2 separate regions of the Homo sapiens genome follow, and region 1 is linked to region 2. A link is a loop called in an ENCODE intact Hi-C map of the cell type or tissue named here. Cell type or tissue: breast epithelium. All regions are shown on one strand. Each heading gives the region's core, and the rest is flanking DNA. Links, peaks and the distances in the headings are about the cores only.

The links. Peaks named below come from ENCODE experiments on the same cell type or tissue, not always from the same donor. Only the 100,000 strongest peaks of a DNase experiment are listed, where the experiment ranks them.
Region 1: a loop joins it to region 2, with 2.3 times the contacts of the local background. A loop is called at or near these places in 2 of 110 quality-filtered maps.

The regions. Positions count from the first base shown.
Region 1 is chr12:52,793,044-52,797,426 of GRCh38, reverse strand. KRT3 (keratin 3) reads left to right here and starts at 1,310. Exons shown (of 9, transcript NM_057088.3): 1 at 1,310-2,029; 2 at 3,096-3,316; 3 at 4,204-4,264. The coding sequence starts at 1,385. In breast epithelium, for the core only: no CTCF peak of the experiment used is centred there; no DNase peak of the experiment used is centred there.
Region 2 is chr12:52,842,746-52,847,128 of GRCh38, reverse strand. KRT78 (keratin 78) reads left to right here. Exons shown (of 9, transcript NM_173352.4): 3 at 305-365; 4 at 837-932; 5 at 2,406-2,570; 6 at 2,911-3,036. Among named protein-coding and RNA genes, the nearest start is that of KRT78, 4.1 kb to the left of the region's middle. In breast epithelium, for the core only: no CTCF peak of the experiment used is centred there; no DNase peak of the experiment used is centred there.

The DNA.
Region 1 (4,383 bases), core at 124-4,123, 50 kb after region 2:
AAGTCTCTATCCTTTCCCCCAATTCTAAGGAGGCTCCTGCCAGGGCCATACAGACCACACCCTTAGAAGGGCCCAATGTGCAGCAGACAGAACAAAAAAGGCCTGTCCTGGAGAGATAAGCAGCTAACTTGGCCAGCTCCAGAGTGTGCAGGATGGCTTTCTTTTGGACAAACCAAGCCCAGTCATAAGCCTCTGAACAACCCCAGACAGGGAGAGTTTCAGGCTTTCGGAGTCAGACATATTCCATAGTGCTGCCGGCTCTGCCAGATCTGGCTTTCTGGGGTTTGTGAGGGGGCATGGGCGACTCTCAGGAGCACATCTCTCAAACAGAAAATGGTCCCACAGGGGCCCTGTGTGTCTTGTCCATGACTGGGTCTCCAGAGTTTTGCAAAGGGCCTGGCACACATTTGGCAGTCTGTAAATATTTGCTGAATTTGTTGTTGACTTGACATTTGAATTTCTTGTTCCCTAGGCCTTAAGCTAAAACCAGAGAAAGGCCAAAATGTGGGGAGCAAGAAAGGAAGCCATAGATAAACCCCAAGATGTGTAATAGTGTATAATTTCTCTGGGAAGTTTTAAAGAGAAACAAACATTAGGCATGTTGGATTTTGCCAGTGTCTGCTCAACATACATAGGTGTTAACTTGACTTTTTCTCCAAAGATAGTCATAAACCAAAAGGTCACTACCTCCTGAACTAAAGCTTGGGGTACAGGGAGAACCCAGGAGGCAGATTTGTGATAGTTCTGGGCTTTTTTCCAAGAAGGGAGAAGGAGAGGTCAGCGCTTCATCCCAAAGGCCAGCGTAGAGCTGGGCACATACTGTGCACTCAGTCATTGTGGAGAGACCTGCATCACTCCTTCCATTAAGATACTTTCCCAGAGCTGTGAGTGGGCTCCACTGTCTCCACTACTCAGAGAAGCAGAACCTCCCCACACCTCCTCCACTCTATCCTCTCCAGAGCTGGGCACCGCTCTGCAGGGCCCAGGTGCAGCTAATAGGCAGAGGGATGGCTGCTGAGCACCTGATGCAGGTGAGCGTGCCTCCTGGGTCCTGTCAGACAGAGCTAGGAGGAGGCCATGCCCAAACATGGGGCAACACCAGGCACCACCCCCTCACCAGGTAAGCCTGCCACCTTAGCACTTTTACCATTTCAGCTTATTTTCAAGGTGTGTTTGGTAGCCTGGAACAAACTTATTGCCTTGGAGGCAAACCCAGCCCATGAATATTTGGGATTAATTATCTCTCCTTCGTTTGAGCCCAACAACCTCCTCAAATGTATATAAAGGGATTTATTTTGCACAGGTCTTCATTTCCCATCCCTCTTCCTCTGACTCTCAGTGTCCCTGCTTAACTTACACTCTTCTCTTCGCCAAGCTCCTTACCATGAGCAGACAAGCCAGCAAGACATCTGGTGGCGGGAGCCAGGGTTTCTCCGGCCGCTCTGCTGTGGTCTCCGGCAGCAGCAGGATGAGCTGTGTGGCCCACTCTGGGGGAGCTGGCGGAGGGGCCTATGGCTTCCGGAGCGGAGCAGGTGGCTTTGGCAGTCGCAGCCTCTACAACCTGGGCGGCAACAAGAGCATCTCCATCAGCGTGGCAGCTGGCGGCTCCCGGGCTGGAGGCTTTGGGGGAGGGCGGAGCAGCTGTGCCTTTGCAGGTGGCTATGGAGGTGGCTTTGGGAGCGGCTATGGAGGTGGCTTTGGTGGTGGCTTTGGTGGTGGCAGAGGAATGGGAGGTGGCTTTGGTGGAGCTGGTGGCTTTGGAGGGGCTGGTGGCTTTGGAGGGGCTGGTGGCTTTGGTGGTCCTGGTGGCTTTGGTGGGTCTGGTGGCTTTGGTGGGCCTGGCAGCTTGGGCAGTCCTGGTGGCTTTGGCCCTGGGGGCTTTCCTGGGGGAATTCAGGAAGTGACTATCAACCAGAGTCTCCTGCAGCCCCTCAATGTGGAGATCGACCCCCAGATTGGGCAAGTAAAGGCCCAGGAGCGGGAACAGATCAAGACCCTCAACAACAAGTTTGCCTCCTTCATTGACAAGGTAATGAAGCTTTGACTGGTCATCCCTTCCTGGGCTGGGGACTTTGAATTTGACCTTTGGGACACAGTGTTTAAATGTTTCTTGGATAGGCCAGACTGGAGGGTGAGGAGTTAGGTGGAACTCTAGGGTCTGGGAAGATATCCAGGGTTGAGGAGTTTGTCTACATGGTCAAGTGAGGGGAGGTGTAGAAAGAAAACAGTCCCCTATTTGGACCTGAGCACCACACATCCTGTTTGTGGGAACCCCTGCTGAAGTTTCCAGTCATTGCCTCATTGAGGCCCAGGCTGGCAGGGCAGGCAGCCCAAGGCAAGGGCCACAGCCACCATCAGCGAAGGGTCCACCAAGAATGGGAGGCTTTTCAAATACAAGCTGCCCTCTGAGGCTTTCCAGGAAGCCCTTTCCCCCTCATATTGCTGTGCCAGGCAGAGGAGGCTGATTACCTGGAGCAGGGATTAAGAGCATAAGAACCTTAGTTAGTCCCAAGGGAGCGCAGAGAAATGAGTGACTTTGCACTCCTACTCAGCCTAGTCAGGAAGACAAGAGTGCTCGGTGAGCTTCTCCAGACCAGGACAGTTCTCATGGGGCTGCCTCCCCTCCAGGCCCAAGAGAGGTGTTGTCATGCTAACTGTGGCATGCCAGCCAGTGTTGCTTCCCAGCTTCCCAGCATCACTTCACTGTTTTTGAAGAGCTAGCATGTCAGTAGAGTCGTGGGTGGAAATGGTGCTGCTGAGGTTTATGTGCATTTTTGTAGAGTGTACTGTGGTTTTGGAAGTTAAGATAGGGTCATGAAGTTCCCAGGAACAACAAGCAATAATTCTATTGCTTTCAGGTAGGAGCTACTTCCCCTTCCTTTGTAACTTTCCAAACCACGCTGCAAGTGTAGTGTCCTGACTCATCACCCATCTGATCATAATCTCTCTGACTACAGTAGGAGCCTATCTTTGCATCTTTTCTAGGCCTTTGTGCTGGGGGCCCAGGAGATAGACACCTAGTCCTACCTGAGTGAAGGCCCCTCTGCTCCTCTGCTACAAGTGTTGCCTGATGTTGCTTCCTGCAACCATTGCAGGTGCGGTTCCTGGAGCAACAGAACAAAGTCCTGGAGACCAAGTGGAACCTGCTCCAGCAGCAGGGCACAAGTTCCATCTCAGGCACAAACAACCTTGAGCCTCTTTTTGAGAATCACATCAACTACCTGCGGAGCTACCTGGACAACATCCTCGGGGAGAGAGGGCGCCTGGACTCTGAGCTGAAGAACATGGAGGACCTGGTGGAAGACTTCAAGAAGAAGTGAGTGACAGGGCAGGAGTGGGAAGATGCCATGGCCCACCCTGTCTCAGAGTCTTGGCCCCTTCTACATGCCCCCTGACTGCTGGGCAGTGGCGTCTCCTGGCCCATTTCCCTCTCCTTACCTTCATGAAGGACAGCTTGGTTCATTCAGTTCCCCCTCACCTTCCTTCTCCAAGCATGGTGCTTTGCAAATAAAATTGTGGCAAGAGGATGAGTTTAGGCTGGGCTTGGTGGCTCATGCCTGTAATCCCAGCACTTTGGGAGGCCGAGGTGGACAGATCATTTGAGGTCAGGAGTTCAAGACCAGCCTGGCCAACATGGCGAAATATCATCTCTACTAAAAATACAAAAATTAGCTGGGTGTGGTGGCACACACCTGTAATCCAAGATAGTCGGGTGGCTGAGGAAACAGAATTTCTTGAACCCTGGAAATGGAGGTTGCAGTGAGTCAAGATTGTACCACTGCACTCCAGCCTCGGTGACAGAGCGAGACTATGTCTAAAAAAAAAACAAAAACAAAAAACGGATGAGTTTAGAGTTGGGGAAGCATTTCCTCATGAGCCAGGTTGGGGAAGATCCTGGTTCTGGCATGTGAAAGATTCTGGGACAACTCATGGTATGGTGATCAACCATCCAGAGGTTTGCCTGGGACTGAGGGGTTTCCTGGGATGCAGAAATTTTAGTGCTAAAACCAGACAGTTTGCCTGGGCAAATTGACTTGGTTGGTCCCCCAACTAACAGGGAGATAGTAAAGAGGATGTGCTCATCTGAGAGGGGCAGGATAGGGATGGAGGGAGGGAAGAGATGAACTTTCAGAGTTCCAGGGAACAATGGTGTTTACGATGACCTCAAAACCAAACTCAGCTGTTTCTTTTTTATTCACACAGATATGAGGATGAAATCAATAAACGTACAGCTGCTGAGAATGAATTTGTGACTCTGAAGAAGGTAAGGGCTGTGTGTGAGGTTTCTGAGGCTTGCAGCTGCAGGTTTCTGGCTGGGTTGGGGGAATCTCCTCACTCCACTGCCACAGAGCTGCCAAGTTCAGGCCTTTGGAGCAATAAACA
Region 2 (4,383 bases), core at 209-4,208:
CTCTCTGATAAAACCCAAACTGCCTACCTCAAGTGATGGGTGTGAGTAGCAAGTGGGAAAAGGTATTCGAATGTGCCTTATAAACTGAAACAATGTGGCTGTCGTCATCAAAAGGACATGGGCTGAAAGGGTGGCACAGGTACATAGCTAGGACGTGGCAGGAAAGGAGAGAAGGGCTGGTTATTGTCTTGTTTGGGGGCATTCTAAGGCAAGGAGTCCTTTTCAGGGAGGTCATGCTCGGACATGGGGGCATGAGCTCTGACCGTGGAGCCTCAAACTGCATCCTTCTCTACTTATTTGGCAGGTATGAGGAGGAGGCCCACAGGCGTGCCACACTTGAGAACGACTTTGTGGTCCTCAAGAAGGTGAGGGTGGGGGCCAGTGCTCCACTTACGTTCTGAGCATCCACTGTGCACGGAGCCTAGTCCTAGGCTGGGAGGGAAAAGGTGGGAGGTCCTGATTTAGGACAGGCTATCACTCTACCTGCAGGGGTCCCCTGGGAAAATGGGACATCTGCCTAGACACAGGGGCCCCAAGGCAAGATCTGACTAAAGGACTGCTTGACGAGCTCTTGATGTCACTGCAGGAGAGGGCGGGGAGGGAGAGGAAGAAGCAGAACTGGTTGTGATTAATCAGGGAAGACTTCCTGAAGGTGATGTTGGGTCAATGTTGGGCAAAGGAGAGAGCAGGACAGAGTGGGGCTGGAGGAGGAAGGAGGGGGTCTTGGGAGGCATGGTGGATGGGTGTTGAGCAGTGCATGAACAGAATTCCTGAGCCAGAGTAGGGACCCCAAAGAGGAAGAGGGGGTTACGTGTTCTCTCTCCCCTTGTCTCCAGGATGTGGATGGGGTTTTCCTGAGCAAGATGGAGTTGGAGGGCAAGCTGGAGGCTCTGAGAGAGTACCTCTACTTCTTGAAGCATCTGAATGAAGAAGTGAGGCTCAACCAAAGGGCAGGCTGCAGCCAAGAGAGAGGACTGGGTGGGCAGGCTTCCTGTGGCCATGAGGAGAATGGCCAAGAGGGGAAGTCTGTTAGGGTGGCTTAGATTCTGGGTCATTCAGTCACTTGACAACCAATTACTGAAAACTTACTATGTGAATTGCTAGGTCCTGGGGATACATCAATGAATAACCAGAAAAAAATCACTACAGATAAAAAAATTGCTTTTTTTTTTTTTTGAGATGGAATCTTGCTCAGTTGCCCAGGCTGGAGTGCAGTGGTGCAATCTCAGCTCACTGCAACCTCTGCCTCCCGGCTTCAAGCAATTCTCTGCCTCAGCTTCCCAAGTAGGTGGGATTACAGGCACCCGCCACTGCGGTCAGCTAATTTTTGTATTTTTAGTAGAGATGGGGTTTCACCATCTTAGCTAGGCTGGTCTTGAACTCCTGACCTCATGATCCACCCGCCTCGGCCTCCCAAAGTGCTGGGATTACAGGCATGAGCCACCACGCCCGACTAAGTTTGCTTTCTATTGGGAGACAGACAATAAGCAACAGACTTAGTAAATAAGGAAATCATATAGTATGGAAGAAGGTGATAAACGCAATGGAAAAAAGGAAAATGAGAACAGAGAAAGGAGGATTGGGAACATGGAGCAGGTGCCAACTTCAAATCATGTGGCCAGGGTAGGCCTTATTTAGGAGATAAAATCTGAGCAAAGATTTGGAGGAGGTGAGGAAGGTCACCACGCAGGTGGGTTTCTGGGATTCCAGGCAGTGGCTGCAGCCCACAGCGGGAGTGTGCTGTCTGAGGAAATGCAGGAAGGTCGGTGTGGCCAGAGTAGTAGGAGCGAGAGGGAGAGGAGTATGATAAGAGGTCTGAAGATGGCTGGGCACGGTGGCTCATGCCTATAATCCCAGCACTTTGGGAGGCTGAGGCAGGTGGATCACCTGAGGTCAGGAGTTCGAGACCAGCCTAGTGAAACGCTGTCGCTACAAAAACACAAAAATTAGCCAGGCTTGGTGGCAGGTGCTTGTAATCCCAGCTACTAGGGAGGCTGAGGGAGAAGAATGGCTTGAACCTGGAAGGCAGAGGTTACAGTGAGCCGAGATCACACCACTGCACTCCAGCCTGGGCAACAGAGTAAGACTCCATCTTAAAAAAAAAAAAGAAGAAGAAGAAAAAAAAAAGAGGCCTGAGGAGTGATGGGGGCTGGGTGATTTTGGGCCTTGCAGGCCATTTTCCATTAATGTCCAAGCTGCAAGAGACTTCAGAGACCACCTCCTATGGCTCTCATTTTTGAATGAGGAGATCGAGTCCCATGGTGAGCAGGGCATACTCAAAGCCACCTGGGATGAATGGGGGTCATGGCATGTAAGCAGAAATTCATCATCCTGCTCAACCATCCTAGGCTTCAAGGGGAGAAGGAGCTGGGGGTGAGTGGACACTGAGTCTGTCTTCCCTGCAGGAGCTGGGCCAGCTCCAGACCCAGGCCAGCGACACGTCTGTGGTGCTGTCCATGGACAACAACCGCTACCTGGACTTCAGCAGCATCATCACTGAGGTCCGCGCCCGGTACGAGGAGATCGCCCGGAGCAGCAAGGCTGAGGCTGAGGCCTTGTACCAGACCAAGGTGGTGGGACCTGGGGGGCAGCACCATGCTGGAAATGGCTAGGTCTCCATGCCCAAACTCTAGGGTGGTCATCCACCTCGATCCCATTGGGGCAGTTCCAGTTACCTCCCTGAAGGTCTGGGGCTGGGTGGGCAGGGCCATTTCCCCTCCAGGAGGGAGGCGATGCAGAGGAACCGTGGGAGATAAGCTTGGACTTCTGGAAGTATATCCCACTGTGTCCTGGCTCAGGCGTTTAACCCACACTCCAAATAAGGAGTGAGAGGTGGCTTTTCAAACATGAGGAGATGGTCAAAGGTGGCAGTCCTCTCAACTAATGGTGTCCCCTCTGTTCCCCTCTCAGTACCAGGAACTTCAGGTGTCTGCCCAGCTTCATGGGGACAGGATGCAGGAAACGAAAGTCCAGATCTCTCAGCTACACCAAGAGATTCAGAGGCTGCAGAGTCAGACTGAGAACCTCAAGAAGCAGGTAGATTCCCAGAGACCCCCAAATGTCCTCTCATTGCCTTTGTGCCTTCAACTCACTTCCCAGTTCCTAGCTTCTCTCTCCAGTTGGGTTGCCAGTGGTTTTGTGTCGAGGACCTTGATAACTGGCTGGAGCTTTGGATAATTTGGGGAGAAGAGAACTTCAAGCCCCATCTAGGGTGAATTCAGCCTTCCTGCTGTGACTTCTAGCCACATGTTGGCTTTCGTGGGATAGTGCCACTGGATCGCACTCCCCTGGCATCGGGGAGGGGGCTGACAGCATTGTAGCCTATGTCCAGGTGTACATCTTGCTTTCAGCCCCTTGGGGAGATGGTTAATTCATCTGTTTTCTCTTTTCTTATCTTTTCCTTTTCTTTTCTTTTTCTTTTTCTTTTTTTTTTTTTTTTTGAGACAGAGTCTTACTCCACTGCCCAGGTTGGAGTTCAGTGGCGTGATCTTGGCTTACTGCAACCTCTGCCTCCGGGTTCAAGGGATTCTCCTGCCTCAGCCTCTTGAGTAGCTGGAATTACAGGCATGTGCCACCATGCTTGGCTAATTTTTGCATTTTCAGTAGGGACGGGGTTTCACCATGTTGGCCAGGCTGGTCTCAAACTCCTGACCTCAAGTGATCTGCCCGCCTTGGCCTCCCAAAGTGGTAGGATTACAGGTGTGAGCCACTGCACCCAGCCTCATTTCTTTTCTTTTTCTTTCTCTCTCTCTCTCTTTTTTTTGAGACAGAGTCTTACTCCACTGCCCAGGCTGGAGTACAGTGGCGTGATCTTGGCTCACTACAACCTCTGCCTCCGGGTTCAAGGGATTCTCCTGCCTCAGCCTACTGAGTAGCTGGAATTACAGGCACTCACCACCATGCTTGGCTAATTTTTGCATTTTTAATAGAGATGGGATTTCACCATGTTGGCCAGGCTGGTCTCAAACTCCTGACCTCAAGTGATCTGCCCGCCTCGGCCTCCCAAAGTGGTGGGATTACAGTCGTGAGCCACTGCACCCAGCTTCATCTCTTTTCTTTCTTTCTTTCTTCCTTCCTCCCTTCCCTCCCTCCCTCCCTCCCTCCCTCCCTCCCTCCCTCCTTCCTTCCTTCCTTCCTTCCTTCCTTCCTTCCTTCCTTCCTTCCTTCCTCTCTCTCTCTCTCTCTCTCTCTTTCTTTCTTTCCTTTCTTTCTTTCATGGAGTTTCACTGTTGTCAGCCCGGACTGGAGTGCAATGGCGTGATCTCGGCTTAATGCAACCTCCACCTCCCAGGTTCCAGCAATTCTGCCTCAGCCTCCCGAGTAGCTGAGATTACAGGTGCCTGCCACCACACCCGGCTAATTTTTGTATTTTTAGTAGAGACA